Regions from separate parts of the Mus musculus genome. Here region 2 is linked to region 1. A link is a loop called in an ENCODE intact Hi-C map of the cell type or tissue named here. Cell type or tissue: gastrocnemius. All regions are shown on one strand. Links, peaks and the distances in the headings refer to the core of each region. The heading gives the core; the rest is flanking DNA. Region 1 has its middle 33 kb from the start of Celrr. Region 2 overlaps 2610027F03Rik (a long non-coding RNA gene).

Region 1 (8,334 bases), core at 309-8,308:
GAGGCAAAATAAACTCTTCCTTCCTTAATCTGATTGTTCCTGGCACTCGTCACAAAAATAAGAGAAGCAAAGAGTGCAGTTAACTGTGGAGCCAAGATCACCATGCAAGGATCACCTGGGGGAAGTTGCAGAAAGCTTCGACCAGCGACTTCGTCCAGTGGATCCATTGCTACAGGAAAGCCAGAAGACAAAGCTGCGCTCAAAGGCAGCCTGCACACAAAGACATTTGTTCACTCGGCAGCAGATGTCTTGGTTTTCTATAGCTAATGAGTCTCATAGGTGAGACACAAGAAGAGACCTGAGGAGAGGGGCCGTGGCAAAGGTACACTGGTAACCCTGCCAACGAGCCTCCTTGGTGACGGCTTAAAGCTACTGACACAGAGAAATTCTTGTTTAGACCGGAAAGCAAATGGCCTAGAAGTCAGCTCTGATAGTTAGTCAGGGTGTAATTAGATACAAATGGACCTTGATTAATAAGGATCCCTGAAATCCTCTTCTAAAGGATTTCATACCCTTCATGTCAGGGACTTACAGGCTGAAGCATGTCCCTTATTGCCATGGTGTCCTACAGGTATGTCTCAGCGGAACTCAGACATTAGCTGGGGCAGGGGCTCTGTCAGAATGCTTGCCTAGCACGCACAAAGCCCTGGACTTCCTCCCTGGTACTGCGTGAGCTCAGGTGCACTGGTGCTTGTGGCTTGTCTGCAATCCTCACACTCAGGAGGTGTAGGCAGGAAGATGGGAAGTTCAGGGTTGTTCTGGGCTTCACAGTGAGTTTCAGGGCAGCCTGGGGTTCATGGGCTGTCCTCCAAAATGGCTGGTGGAAATGGACAAATGGCTCAGGGGTTAAAAGCACTCGCTGCTCCTGTTTGGGTCCAGTTGGGCAGCTCATAATTAACCCAGACAAAAGAAACATTTAAAAAAAATCACACTCACACACTTGCATACACATATACACGGACAAACATATGTGTATACATGTACACACACACACACATACATATACATGTACACGCACACGGAACAATCGGCAGATTACCCATCACCAGTGATCCTCAGTCCCTGGTAAAACTCTGCTCCTTTGCATTGCCTTTCATTTCAACAATGTCCAGTGGGCAAACAGCTGCCTTAGTCTTCTAGAAGAATTTGCCAGATTGGTCTGCTCATGATCATGTTTTTTAACCAGTTCTGTATCTGTATTTACTAACAACTCTTGGTTCAAAATATCCTGCTGAACACAGCGATCTGTCTCAGCGCCGACTTTCAGCTCTCTGCCTCAATCCATCAGAAAGCCCCCTAATCCTTCTTGGTTTGCCTCAAATTACACTTAATATCAGCCCAACCTTGTCTTTAATAGTCTCACCTAGGCGATTTGCATGTAATAAACAAATTGGTCGTCCGCTGATTATGTCTAGGATACAGGTCATAAATCAATCTACAAATCACCGGCTACAAGAATTCTCGCAGCTAATGGAGAACAGAACCTGATAATGCTAAGTTTGTCTCTCAAAATTAATTTGTTCTTTAGAACCAAAGGATTTCATTTTTCATCCACAATAAATATTAGATTCAGGTCAGGAATGAAATTCATGTTACTATTCTGGATTTTGTCACCCGAGCATATAATTTGATAGATCATTTTCACAGACTGCCAACAAGGAATCTCCTTAGTCATACATTATTCTCCTGGAGTGGGTTTCCCTTCCCTTTGGTCTAAGATGAGCTTAGAACTAACTTGGACACATAGAGCTACACCAGGACCATACACCTCTTCAAAAAGAAGGTATTTAATTGGGAGGGGGCTGGCTTACAATCACAGGGGTTTAGTCAATTATCATCATGGTGGGAAGCATGGCCAGCATCCAGGCAGACATGGTAATGGAGAGATAGCTGAGAGTTCTACACCCAGATCTTCAGACCGCAGGAAGGGAGAGACATTGGGGGTTAGCCTGGCGTTGGCTCTCGAAATCTCAAAGCCCAGCATGTAACTATATGAACCTATCAGAGCCATTCTCACAACCACCCACACTTGGATAGACTCCAACCTGAGGAATTGCCTCCATCACACTGGCAGACCTATAGGGGTGCATTCTTGATGGACGGTTACGTGGGAGGGCTCTTCCCCCTGTGGTGGTGCCATCCCAGGGCTGGTAGCCAATGTTGGATTAAGAAAGCAAGCTAAGCAGAACAGAGGAAACAAGCCAGTCAGCAGCGGTCTTTGCTTCAGTTCCTGCCTGCCGGTTCCTGCCGTGGCTTCCCTGGGTGACAGACTCTAGCTGATAAGATACAGTGAACCCTCATTTCTCCACGTTGCTTTTCGTCATGGAAACGATGCAATTCATTCCACAGTAAAGTGGCTAGAAGGCAATGTAGCTTCTGCTCTCAAGTTCTGGGGCCACGCAAAGAATCTCGGATCAAGCCCCTGAGCGGTGATGGGCTCGCTGGAGAGACAAGTTGGAAGAAATGCCTTATGCACCTTAGACGAACTTCAGCTAAGAACCGTTGCACATCCAGCTGAGCTCAGCAAACCCCAGATATTAGCTCTCTGCTGAGCCCTGATAAAGTTTCAGAATCAAAATGATCAGTGCTGGTTGAAGTCACTAAATTTGGAGGAGGGTAAAGCTGCATTACTGTAGTCTGAAATAGCCTGCAAGCATGGCCAGAGTTCCAGCCCCTGAAACTCACAGCAAAGGCCTGCAATAGCAGTTTACATCTATAATCTCAGTGCTGAAGGATCCCAGGCTCACTGGCCAGCTAGGTTAGCTGAATCCATGAGATCCAGGTCACAAGAGACCCTGTCTCCAACACCAAGTTGGACCACATTGATCATGATTAGAGAAAGGCGACGCTCTTCAGACATTGTACCTGAGGTAAAAGATTGGGAGCTTATTCTAGAAAGACAACTTTTAAAAGAAAATTCTCAAATAAATTCCAGAAGACAGAGTTGGCTCGCCTGGAACTGGGCTTACAGTGATCATGAATTACCTGTGTACTGCTTGATGTGGGTGCTGGGAACAGAAATTGGGTCCTCTGAGAGAGCAGCAAGCCCTCTTAACCACGGAGCCATCTCTCCAGCCCCTGGAAAGACAAGTTTTAAACAGGAAGAACCATAAATCTATGCATCAGTGCTCACAGCTCACAGCTCCAGGGGTGGCTTTCTGACCCAGGAGTCTAGCTCCCGTCCAAGAAAAGAACTGTAGTCTTAGCATCTCTTTCTTAAAATGTTGCTGAGGATTTAACACAGAAGATGCAGGTGAAAGATGTTTGGGGTTTCAGGGATGGCCCAGTAAGCTAATTGCTTGCCACATGAGCATCAGGATCCCCAGCACCTACCTCAAAGGCCAGGCATTATGGTTCATGCCTGTAACCCTACTACTGGGCAGGGGATGGAGACTAGTGGAGCCTGCTGCTCAGCTAGAATAGTCAATCAATGAACTCCAAATTTAGAGACACACCTTGCCCCAAAACATAAGGGGGAGAGTGAAAGAAGAAGACTTCTATATGTGTATGCGTGAATAAACAGACACTCATATACATACATACATACCCCCCCCCCACACACACACACTCTACCCACTCACTCCACACACCCACAAAGACAGCTGACAGGAAGTACCAATGAATCACAGCTTTTATTGTTAGGCAAAGCAAAGAAACTATATTCTAAGAATACCCCTTCATACTCTGCCATTGCTTATGCAGTCACTGAAATTAAGAATCACGGTGTCTATTAAGAATTCTCTCAATGACACTCAACCTCACTGAAGCATAGGAAATAACTGAGAGCAGTAATACTTGTAAGAAATGAAACAAAATGAGGCTAATGCAAATAAAAAGGAGTTACCTACTGGCTTTTCCCAATTAATTAGCATATGCACATTCAATTATTCATACCTTAGGGAACTCATTTAGGCAATCAGGTGTCCCATAAATATTCATTATTATTTACCTTCGGTGTTCAGTCCAGAGGATTGGAAATTGGCAGTGTTTTCTCAATATATTTCACAACTGGTTGGTTTGAAAAAGATTACCTGGACCTAAACTCCTATGTCATTAAGGCCAAGAACGTTGTGCCACATGAATGCTGAATTAAAAGAGCCTGTTGTCAACTCCTGGGTGGGGTCTCTGTCATCCACCTGAAAGGCCAGTGTTCTGCTTGGGGTAGGAAGTAGTAGCTGCGATTCTGACCTTCGCCCACTAGCATGCACTCTTTCACAGTTTTTCCTTGGTGAGCAGGCCCGGGCCTACAGGAACTGGGAGGGCTACAGTGCCGTTGGAATTTATTGGCGAGCAGAGTGAATGTGATTTGTACATATGAACGCATTGTGCCTCCGGCATGGACAGGACCTCGCTTCTCTGTTTCTGAAGAGCGGCCTCACAGCTTTAGTGTATGGAGGAGAGGGTGGGCAAATCAGGACGGATGAGACAAATTTGTAAGGCCCAGATGCAACAAGAAACTGCTGGCCTCTCTGTTAAATATAATAAGCAGTTTTAGGCAGCAAATGCTTTTTGCTCTTGCAGAGGAACTGAGTTCAGTTCCACCAGGGAACCCAATGCCCTCTTCTGACTTCCATGGGTGCCTGCATGCACATGCACACAGATACCACACAAATAAAGAACAACAACAGCAAAAGTCTTAAGAAAGGGAATGTGGGTGGAGATGATGTAAATATAATGCATGCATGGAATTCTCAAAAAGTTCAAATTAAAAAAAAATCCAGGACAAAAGGCCTTTTTTGGTGATCTAGAAATGTATTTTGTATCATAGGTCCAGTGTTCTCCCTTTATTATTTGTGAGATCCCACCCAAGTGTGCAGATGCTCAAAACCTTGTCCAAAAGGGTATACAGAACCCACGAGTGTCTGCAATTTCACTCATGCCCAGGTTAATTGTAGCAGTGTGAATGCCAGTGGACGTTCACTACACTGTACTGTTCAGGGAGCATTGAAAAGGGTCTGTCCATGTGCAGTAAAAAAAAAATCCATTTAAAACATTTTAAAAATTTTGAAATAATTCTTGAGGCTTTCATGCGGATGTTCGATGAAATATGATCCGCCCCACATTTCCCTCTCCAACTCCCCCATCACACCCCTCCCAATTTCATATCTTCTCTCTCTTTTTGATAACTGAGTCCAGTTAGTGCTGGCCATATGTGTGTGGGTGGGGGCATCCCCTCGAGCATGGGAAGCCTACCAGTGGCCATATCCTCAAAAAAGAATGCATCTCCTTCCCCCCCTTTAAAAAAGGATTTTCACTGCATTTCCTGTGAGTGTGTGTGTGTGTGTGTGTGTGTGTGTGTGTGTGTCCCTTAGGTGTTACAGGAATGTTGTTCACCTTGCTCTTTCAGGCAGCCTCTCATTGGCCCAGACCCCACATACTTGGCAAGGCTAGCCTCCAAGCAGGGTCCAGAGACCTCCCTATCTTCACTTCTCCAGCAATGACATCATAGCCATGTACCCAGCCTTTTACTCAGGGGGTAGAGATTCAAATTCAGGTCCTCATGTGTACACCAAGCATTTTAGGGACAGAGCCACCTCCCCGGGCTCTGTATTCTGTAATTCTTGAGTGTGCGTTAAAGCCACTGTACTATGTGCAAGGACCTATGCCTTCCCATTGTGAGAACACAAAGCTGTGCAGAATTGCTGGGTTGTTACATGATGCGACTCTTATCATAGACCTCCAAACGGACCTCATCGTCTGCCTTTAGCAGGCAAGGAAATCAAGCTTACAAAGGGGTAAGTGACTTAATCTGCACCAGGAAGGACTACATGTAGATGAAAACCCAGGTCTGTCCATCACACTCAATCTCCCACCTGCTTCCCTGGCAAGTTTTGTTTGTGGGATACACCTGGCATGTGCTTGGGCGGGGGTGGGGGGTTGATTTTTCAACTTCCAATAATTGTATTTATTTTTAATGATTTTGCAACTGCTCTCGGCTCCCAACTATGGGCACAGTAAATTCCTGCAAGAACTGTTTGTAGAGCAAGTCACAAATGCTACCCATCCCTTGCCCTCCAGGCTGCAGACAAAAGACCTTTTCATTGTGCTCAAATGGATCCAGTCAGTGAAGCCGCATAAACTCATGGGACCATTTATTTTCCAAAAAAGAGCCAGTCTAAACTTTGGGGTCCACACTTGAAATCCACCCATCTGGTGCAGGACCAGTCATGAAAGACCCTTTGAGCAAAGAAAGTCTTCAGAACTCAGAGTAGGGTCAAGCTGTTTCCTTAAAGTTCCGATCTCTCCAAAAGTATATGAAATGAGGGGGGACGTGGGGTGTGGGGTATCATAAAATGGTGTCTTAAGAGTATTTTTGTTTTTAATGGTAAGAGGACAATTCTGGAGCATCCCGACCACTGGAAAGGCAGGAACCTTTTGTTGGAAGCTCGGAGAAGCTACTCTGGTTGCCATGCAGACTGAATCTGTAGGAAGGCTTTTGCAGAGTTTCTTGAAGCCCCAGCCCCTTGCAGCTAGCAACCAGCATGAGCAAAGCTGGGGCTGCTCATTAGAGTCATCAGTTAACCCCCTGCCCCTGCTGCTTGCCTCCTTATTGTAATTAATTTTATGGACCCTTTAAAAAGAAAGAGACAGAAAAGAAAAGAGAGACCTCGACATTTTATGCTACATTGCACAAGCAATTGAAAGTTGCAGGGAAAGAAGAAGAAAAAAAAGACCCAACCACCAAATGTTTAGCAGCCTTTTCTTCTATTTCAAATGAGCAACCTATTTAAATCAATTATCAGCTCAAAATGAGCAAGCTGATCTAATTAGTCTTGGCCCCTGGGGGGTTAATGAATGAAAGGGGGTGCAGGGGTGTGGGTGGATGTGTGCTCTCTCTGGAGTCTTTGGAAATGACCACACTCACACACACATCCTCTTCTAAGTGGCTAAGTCTTGGTGAATTACAGGATTGGGCAGGCAGGCAGGCAGGCGGGCGGGGGGGGGGGTGCGGGGGGGATGGTTTGGGGGAGAGGAGGGGGAACGGCAAGGGGACTTAGCTGTTTCCTCTGCTCCCTGGGCAAAGTGACTATGCTCTGCACAGGGGATTTTTTTTCAGACTGTGTTTTTCCACACAGCGGTCATTAGCATGTGATAAGTAGCTCAGAATTGCGAATAAATCAATGTGTGTTTTCTTTAAGCATGTTTGAGAGGGAGCAACGTATTGACTTCAGAAGAAAAAATGCTGTTGAATGATGATGGCCCTGGGCCTGAGTCTCTCTGCAGAGAGAGCCTCCTCTCTATTCTGCTCTAGTCAGGCCGTGCCCGCCCTTGACTCAGGATGGCCCCTGGACATTAATATATAGTTAATCAAGGGGCTAACGCAAGGAGGCAGTGGAACAGACGAGGAACAATAAGTTTGGGTGGTGTTTGACTGAAGCTCTCAAGTTTCCCCAGATTTTTTTTTTAAATATATCTTTTCAAGCGTTCCTCTGTGCAAGGGAGGAGATATTTGCTTTTTGGGTTCTGACATTTCTTACCCCAAATGTTAACTCTCTGGTAAATGTTACAAGTATTTATGGTTTGGGAATTTGATATCTGTTACTTTTTTGAATTTCTCTTTTCTGGTGCAAATGACGCAGGTTTGGAGGTCAGGCAGCCGGGCTCCCAAACCTATGTGCGTGTGACCTTCGGCGACTTTCTCTGCCTTTCTGAGTCTTTGGTTCTCATCTTCCACACGGGGATAATTTCACCAGTTTGTTTGAGGATCGTGATACCATGTATGGACCCATCACTTTTATTGTTTCTGTGACAGAACACCTAACAAAAGCAGCTTAAGGGGGAGGGTTTATTTGGTTTACTGTTCAAGAGTAGAGTCCATTATGGTGGGGAAGGAAAGATGGCAGGAGGATGGGGCAGCTGCTTACACGGCACCCATCTCCAGTCAGAAAGCAGAGAGCTGGAATGCTGTGCTTAGCTCACAGTCTCCTTACTATTCAATGGGAAATTGGCTTTTTGCTGCTTAAGCTTGTTGGAAGTGACTCTGGAAGTAAGGAAACACTTGCCCCATCTCCTCTAAAACTCCCTGTCTGAGAGCAGGGCGGCTTCCTAACTCTATAACAAAAGGAAAAGAAAATTGCAGATGGCTAAGAGTTCAGAAAGCAAAGGAAGATGTTCGTGCTTACCCTATGATATAAAAGTGCCTGGGGCTGGGGAGAGATGCTGAGCTCAGGCCTCAGCCAGGAAAGAAAGCTCAACCAGGACTCCAGCTGCCTCAACTGCCTCAACTCCCCCAGTCGGTTTCTGCTGGAAGATCACCAGATCCCAATAGTGTGATGACTGGTCCCCTTTCTGCGGCAGTTTGTCCTCTTCAGAGCCTTGCTCAATGGGGATACT
Region 2 (8,334 bases), core at 146-8,145, 340 kb after region 1:
ATAGACATCTTGGGTGGACAGCAGGGGTGGTCATGGAGACTGGATTGGAGAGAGGTGGGGATAGGAATAAGAGGGACCAGATGGAGGGAGAGAGTACTGAGAGAGAAAACTAGAATGGAGGGGGGCATCTCTTGGACAAGCTAAAACTCAGGGCAATGGAAACTGTTAGGAATCTATGAGGGTAACCTTATCTGAGGTTCCTAGCAAGGGAGGATATGGATCCTGAACATGCCATCTCCTATAACAGGCAAGATTTCCAGTGGAGGGAGTAGGACATCAACTGAGCCACAAAACCCTTGACCTGCAATTTCTACTGCTTATAAGATGTACAAGATGGAGAAGAAATTGAGAAAATGACCAATGATTCATTCAGTTTGAGACCTATGCCATGAGAAGGACCCCAATCCTGATACATTGATGATTTTCTGCTATACTTAAAGACAGGAGCCTAGCATAACCATCATCAGAGAGGCTTCACACAGCAACTGATGGAATCAGATGCAGAGAACTACAGCCAAACATTAGGAGAAGCTTGGAGAATCCTCCAGAAGAGGGAGAAGAAGGGTTGTAGGAGCCAGAGGGGTCAAGAACAATGCAAGAAAACCTACAGAGTCAACTAACCTGGGCCCATAGAGGCCCACAGAGACTGAACTGCCAACAAGAGAGCATGTATGGAACTAACGTAGGCCCTCTACACATATGTAACAGTTGTGTAGTTTGGTCTTCATGTTTAACTCCTAACAGTGGGGGCAGGCATGTCTCTAACTCTGTTACTTACCTTTGGATCCCTTTCTCCAAACTGGGCTGCCTAGTCTAGCCTCAGTAGAAGATGTGCCTGGTCTTACTGCAACCTGATATGCCAAGGCTGGTTAAAATCCACAGGACACCTCTCATTTTCTGAACAGAAAGGGAGAGAGGAGTGGATGGTGGGGTTGGGTAGGGTGGGGTAGGGGAATGACTTGGAGGGGAGGAGGGAGGAGAAACTGCAGTTGCAATACAAAGCAAATAAACTAATTAATTAAATAATAGACATATTTCCTCACATTCTGTTCCCTGAGGGCAGAACTGATGCACTATAACGATGTTCACACATGAGACACCATCTTGGTTCATGAACATTGCTCTCTACTGACAAGAATATACACATTTTCTACCTGGAACTGAAGCACTCAGAAGACTGAGGCAGGAGAGTACCAAAGTTGGAAGCCAACCTGGCCCAAGTAACTCCTGTATGAAAGGAGGGAGGGATGGAAAAGAAAAATGGAAGAGGGGAGAGAAGGGAGGCAAATTGTGATTTCAGACCAGGAACGGAAAAGCTTGTGATGTTAGGATCGCCAGCTTGACGAAATCTAGAATCACCTAGGAGACACGCCTCTAGCCACAACTGTTAGGGAATTATACTGAGGTGATAAGACCCGCCCATTGTGGGTGGAGCCATCCCTGCCTGGGAGCCTGTACTGCACAGAGAAGATTGCAAAGCACCTGTGTGCATTCTGCTCTCCCTTCCGACTGTAGATTTAATGTGACCAGCTGCTTCATCTCTGCTGCTTGACATCCCTGCACGATGGACTTTGAGCTGTGAGCTAAATCAACCCTTCCTCCCTAAGGTTGCTTCCAAATGCTTTATCACAGCAACAGGAAAGGAAACTAAGAATCTGAAACAAATTTTTGAGTCAAAAAATAGAGAAAGAAAGGATTTCTCAAAAGTTGATGAACATTTCAGTGGTCTTAACACCATCACAAAATTCATATATTCACAACTAACCTCCAACACGGTAGTATGAGAATGGTAAGGGCTATCAGAGATGATTAGATTCCGTTATAAAGAAGCCTAAAGGCGGCCTGGAGTGATAGCTCTTGTGGAAGACATGAGTTTGGTTCCCAGAATCCACTTCAGCCGTTCACTATTATTGGTAACTCCAGCTCCAGGAGATCTAACGCCCTCTTCTCATCTCCATGAACACCGCACATGGGTAGTGCACATGCATATGTACAAGCAAAACACTTACAGACAGCAAATACAGATAACAGTTTACAAAAAGAGGCAAAAGAAAGTTCTCAGACTCTTCTACATGTGAAAACACAAGATAAAGACAAGATGAAGATGCAGAAGGAGACCTCTGGATACACTAAACAGAATGTCTTGAGCCTGGCTTTCAGACCATGAGCAATAGATTATTGCCACTCATAAATTACTCCGGTAAGGCCTTTTGTTATCGTTCTCCTAAGGAACAAAACTCAGGTCATCTCATAAAGTCATAGAAGGCTACTGAGTGGTATTCTCAATGATCAAGTTTAGAGTGACGGACAGACAAGTGCTGGTACAGCTGTTCCTCTTCCCCTCCCTTTTTCCCATCTTGCTTTTGTAGTTACAATCAATCGACTTAACGTTTTTCTGCTTCTATCTTGCTACATCTGAGCTCTCTGCCTTCACTCCAGCTTTCCCTTCCATCTGAAACTCTAAGCCATGGAAACTGCTCATCACAAAGGCTAGTGCAGGGGGCTCCTCCCCTAGAAAGTATTCCAGAACCTATGTCCAGCCAAGTGCCTCTTCCATGTTCCTCTAGAATACACTGTGGGGGTCTGAGTGCTTCCAGTGAGCTCGAGGGATCCAAGGCTGCACCAGCACTAAAATACAAATATTCACCACCTTGTCCAGCCCTTTTATGTTAGGTTTGAGGATTTAACTCAGGTCTCGGTTCTTTGTTCTTGCACAGCAAGCAATTTACTGCCTGAGTCATCTCCCTAGCTCGATGGCCCTCTCTTTCGCTTGTGTTGAAGGAAGGTCACAATGGCAACCTGCTCTACTTCACCCAGACAGATGAAAAGGATAGAAGGTGCCTGTGCCACATGGGTTGTGAGCAGAGAAAAGCAGATGCTCTGAGTGACACTGTACTGTTACTTGATAGGGAACAAATAAAGTCAGAGGAAAACCATCAAAGTGCATAGTCTTTGGCCCACGTGAACCTCGAACTTGTCTACTTGTCCTGTGGCTCAGGCCTGAGAGAAGAGACAAAATAGAGGAGACGTTCTGATGACCAGGAGCTGAAGAACCAGCAGTGTAAGTGGATGTCAAGTTGACTTTCGCTGAAGGAATCCAATAATACCATCCTTTGGAATGTCCGTGGAGCTCCATTTGCTGTCTTTTGGTTTCCATTAAACCCTGCAATCGCTTGCCAAGTCTGCAACCCACTCGACCCTCACTCGGTTCTGAGCTCAACTTGAACTTTATGAGGTGCAAGTTAATTTGCATTTGGCAAAATGCAATTTCCTGTTTCTAAGAAAAAGGGACTTTAAAGATTTATTTAAGAGACTCAAATGGCTTCCTGGACATCAAATAGCTCTTACAAAGCAATATTTTAATATGTTAAGTGTAAATGAATTGAAAACACATGAATCTGATTTCCCTTGAACTGCAGATGGGTTTTTACAAATAGAGAGGTGGAGGGAGGGGTGACTTGGCACTGGGGCTGGGGGATTTTCTCTTTCCAAAAAGTTTAGGAAAGTAGATCAAGATGTTAGACAAGCCCTTCCACTCTCCAGGGTTCCCTAGCTCGGATTGTGTATCTCGGAGACTTGTTCATAAACAAAGGGAGGGTTCCAAACCCACTCTTAACCACTCAGCTTTCTGCCTCTGCTGGGCCGAGTCTCCCTCCTCCTCCCTCCCTCAGAAATTCCAGGGCTTCAGTTTCCTTGAGTCCTCCTCACAGCTTCCAGCCTAGGCACCAATGCTAACATCCATGAGTGCAGACTCAGGGGTAGGTCTCTCTCCACCCTCAGCCTCACTTCTCAGACTTCTTGCCAATTTCAGAAGCCATCAGGACTCCGGCCCATTGCGCTCCACTGGAATGTCCACTTCGGACTCCTTTACCAAAGAAGACCTGAAGCTGACTCCCAGGGTAAAAACACCGCCACACCCTTTCTATTGGATGCTTAAGACCACATGAATATCTGCAATGGATGTCTATAGCTGGGGATGCAGCTGAAGGCCATTTGGGGAAAATGGCATCTACCCACTGGGAAGGGTGGCCAGCTAGGGAGTAGGAAACATCTTGCTAATTTGACTTAAACGCTTTTTAAATATTCACACTTTCAGATCCAGTGAGTACAGGCTGGGAAAGCTAAGTTAGAGTTCCACCTGAAATTCAGGGGCAGAAGCACAATAGACAAAGATGTACATCTGTAGATAGAAATATGAGTAGACATGGGTGGAATGAGAAGACCAGTGTACATGGAAGGCTCCTTTGGGGAAATCACAGGACTGGTGTGGTTTAGGGACTTTACGATATTTTAACTGAGACTAAAAAAAAGCACTTTCTGTGCAAGTGTGAAGACCTGAATTCAAACCCTCAGAACCCACATAAAGCTGGATGCAGTGGTGGTACACATCTGTAATCTCAGCACCCCTATAGCTAGATGGGAAGCAGAGAGAGGAACCTGGAAACTCTTAGGCTAGCTAGCCTGGAGTATGCAGCAACAAGCAACAAAGAGCCTTTGTATTAAACAAGGTAGGAGATGAGGACCCAAAACCACCGTTGTTCTCTGATTCCCACATCTGTGCTATGGCATGTGCATACTTACAGTCACATTTGTGAACACACAAAGAGAGACAGAGAGAGACAGAAACAGAGAGCCAAAGAGAGAGAGAGAGAGAGAGAGAGAGAGAGAGAGAGAGAGAGAGAGAGGAATCATTTGGGGGCTGGAGAGATGGCTCGGTGGTGAAGAATGCTTACTGCTCTTGCAGGAGACCTGGGTTTGGTTCCCAGCACCCAGACAGTAGCTCATAATCACCCAAAATTCCAGTTCCAGAGGATCTGCTGCCATCTTCTGGTCACTATAGGCTCTTGCATGCATAGGTGCACACAAACTCACAAAGGTTCACAGTATACACACACACACACACACACACACACACACACACGTATATGTATATGTATATATATGACATATATATACGAATATTTTTAATTGTGCTTAGAAGTATATACCATGAAATTTACCACTCTACCCCTTTGAAGTGCCTTGCTCACTGCTATAGGTATATTTACATTGTTGTGTAACTATCCCTAGGGCCTACTTCCAGAGCTTTCTCTCATCTTCTCAAGCTAGTCAAACCCATCAATGTGTGACCAACCTTCTAATATCACAACATACTGCAAAGATATGTTCAGTATTCTGCTTTGGACTCTTTTGGATACACTCTCAGAACTGCTGAGTCATGTGTTAGTTCTATTTATATTTTTTTCCATTTTCAAGATGTGCATTGTGTGTGCATGTGCTGCGTGTGTGTAGATGAGCATGTGGGTGAGCATGGATACATGTGCAGGTGAAGGCTGAGGCTGGTATCCAGAATCATCTTCAATGGCTCTTTCACCTCATTCATTGAGTCAGGGCCTCTCAATCAATATGGCAAGTCTTGCTATCTGCTTGATAGGGACATGCCCTTTCTCTGTCTTCAGAGGCTAAAATTGCAAGCGAGCTGCCACACCCATGGGGACATTTGTGTGGATTTCTAGGGATCTATACTCAGGTCCCTATTCTTTGTGTGGTGTGCACTGTAACCATTTGGCTATCTCCCCAGCCCACTATTTGCCTTTTAAATGAACCACCACTGTGCTTTCTAGGGCTGTTGCCTTGTATTCTATTGCCATCACCAATGCTGAACGTTTTGACTCTTCCATATCTGAAAACATCAGTTCTTCCCTATTTTTTTTTTGGTTTTGTTTGGGTTTTTTTTTGTAGCAGCAATCCTGATGCATGTGGCATGTTAAATTCAAATGTCCTTAATGACCAGTAATATTTTATTATGTGCTTACTGGCCATGGAACTGTATATGCATTTAGAAGGATCTTTACTAGTATCTCTTAGTGACTTTTTCTGTTACAGTAGAAGAATACCCTAACACTACAAAAACAAAAACAAAAACAAAAAAAAAGCAACATTACAAAGAAAGGGTTGATTTTTTGCTTACAGAGCCCATAGTGGTGGGAAAGATATGGATGACAGTAGGACCATGAGGTTGGGCTAGCAATCAAGAAGTAGAGAGATTCCATCTCTCCCCCACACAGGGAAAGTACAGGAAGTAGGACCAGGATACAATCATCACCATCCCAAACCCATTCCCAGTGGCCATGCTTCCTCTAGCAAGACTACACCTCCTAAAGGTCCCATTACATTCCTAAACAGCACAAGGCTGGGCATCAAATGTTGACGCACAGGAGCCTATGGGAGAAATTTCATACCCTAACCACAATGAAATCTTTTGCCCAGATTAATCCCTCCCCACCCCCTGTGTGTGTGTGTGTGTGTGTGTGTGTTTTCTGTGTCTTCTCTCTTATGTGTGCATACTCATGTTCATATGTGCATGGGAAGGCCAGGGGTCAATATCGAGTGTTTTCCCTAACTGCTCTCTATCTTTCCTGCCCCCTAACCCCAGCTGAGATCAGAAGTGTGCAGCACCATGCCTGGCTTTTTCTGCATGGTTCTAGGAGATCAAACGTAGGCCCTTGGGCTTGTACAGCCATCCCTGGCTGAGCCATCTCCACTGCTTCCAATGCATTCTTTGGTTGGGCTGTCTGTTTCTTATTATGATTGGCTGGCAGGAAGTCTTTAACATTTTCTGGATATCTATTCTTTATCCAGGAGCAGACTCTTGAATCTGCTTGTCATTCTCTATCTTGCCTGTTGGTTCTGTTCAGTGTCCTTTGGTGTCTCCTGGAACTGTGCGCATGACAAAGTTCTCACAATAAACATGGAGACCAGGCATTGCTGTCCCATCCTGATTCTCTACTTCCCAGTTCACTCTCCAGCAAGGCAGATGAAAGTCAATCTCCGCGATGGAAGTTCACAGTTCAAATTCTAAAGGTCACCAGGATAGAAAACTGCTACTCAGTCCTTTTCAAAGCTAATTTATATAGGCTGGAGGCCTAGCTCAGCAGCTAAGACTGAGTACCGCTCTTGCAGAGGATCAGAACTCAAGTCCTAGCACCCATATCAGGCAGCTCACAACTACTGTGAACTCCAGTCCAAGGGTTCCCACGCCCTCTCCAAGCTTCTGTGGGCACTGCACTCACATCCTCAAACCCACACATATACATAAAAAATTAAACCATTTATTTTGTGGGTTTTTTTTTTTTTGAGACAGAGTTTCTCTGTGTAATCCTGGCTGGCCTGGAACTCACTTTGTAGACCAAGCTGGCCTTTAATCCAGAGACTGCTCACCTGGGGATCCATACCTTATACAGTCACCAAATCCAGACACTATTGTGGATGCCAACAAGTGCTTGCTGACAGGAGCCTGATATAGCTGTCTCCTAAGGGGCTCTACCAGTGCCTGACAAATACAGAGGTTGATGCTCTCAACCAACCATGAGACTGAGCACAGGCTCTCCAATAGAGGAGCTTGAGAAAGGACCTAAGGTGCCAAAGGGGTTTGCAGCCCTATAGGAGGAACAACAGTATGAATCACCCAGTATCCCTAGAGCTCCCAGAGACTAAATCACCAACCAAAGAGTACACATGGAGGGACCCATGGCTCCAGCCACATATGTAGCAGAGGATGGCCTTGTTGGTCATCAACCAGAGGAGAGGCCCTTGGTCCTGTGAAGGCTCAATACCCCAGTGTAAGGGAATGCCAGGGCAGGAAGCAGGAATGGGTGGGTTGGTAAGCAGGGGGAGGGGGAGGGGAAAGTGGGTTTTTCAGAGGGGAAACCAGTAAAGGAGATAACATTTGAAACGTAAATAAAGAGAATATCTAATTTAAAAATAATTTAATAGAAAGGTGGGAGAATTCTCACATTTTTTACCTCAGACTGGTGACTCAGTTTCCATGCTGTGACCTCAGATATGACTGCTTCCCTTCAAGAAAAGATGTATAAACAGGTCTCCATTCGGTTCCTCCTCCTAGCCAGCCCTGTGCAGCTTGGGTCTTCATAGCCAAGCCCTACTCTGTGCTCAGTTTGCTGGGGGATTCTTTCTGGACTCATTCGCAGGCTCTGGGCTGTATCTCATGCTTAAACTGCAAGCCTCCTGGAGAAGCATTTTTGGTTTTGGTTTTTGTTTTTTTTTAAGGAAGGGTCTCATGTAGCTCAGGCTAGCCCCAAGCTTATATGTAACAGAAGATGACTTGGAGCTTCTGGCTGTCCTGACTACCAAGTGCTAGGATTAGAGATGGAGCAGGGGTGGGGGTTGTACACTAGGCAAGCATCCCATCAACCAAACTGCATTCCCAGCACCAGCTTTAAAACTAGAACTTGGGTTACAGGTGGCTGTGGGCTACCTGGGCACGAGTTTTAAAACTGGAAGACAGATCACAGTTTTGAAGCTGTGCAGTCA

What was found. Peaks named below come from ENCODE experiments on the same cell type or tissue, not always from the same donor. Only the 100,000 strongest peaks of a DNase experiment are listed, where the experiment ranks them.
Region 2: it touches region 1 in a loop (4-fold over the local background); 4 of 42 quality-filtered maps call a loop at or near these places.

Annotation. Positions count from the first base shown.
Region 1 is chr1:121,049,803-121,058,136 of GRCm38, reverse strand. No RefSeq gene overlaps it. Among named protein-coding and RNA genes, the nearest start is that of Celrr, 33 kb to the left of the region's middle. In gastrocnemius, for the core only: a CTCF peak has its summit at 4,213; DNase peaks (open chromatin) are centred at 2,055, 4,225 and 5,427.
Region 2 is chr1:120,710,548-120,718,881 of GRCm38, reverse strand. The region is part of intron 2 of 2610027F03Rik (a long non-coding RNA gene); the gene reads right to left. Among named protein-coding and RNA genes, the nearest start is that of 2610027F03Rik, 29 kb to the right of the region's middle. In gastrocnemius, for the core only: a CTCF peak has its summit at 4,795 (motif pointing left); no DNase peak of the experiment used is centred there.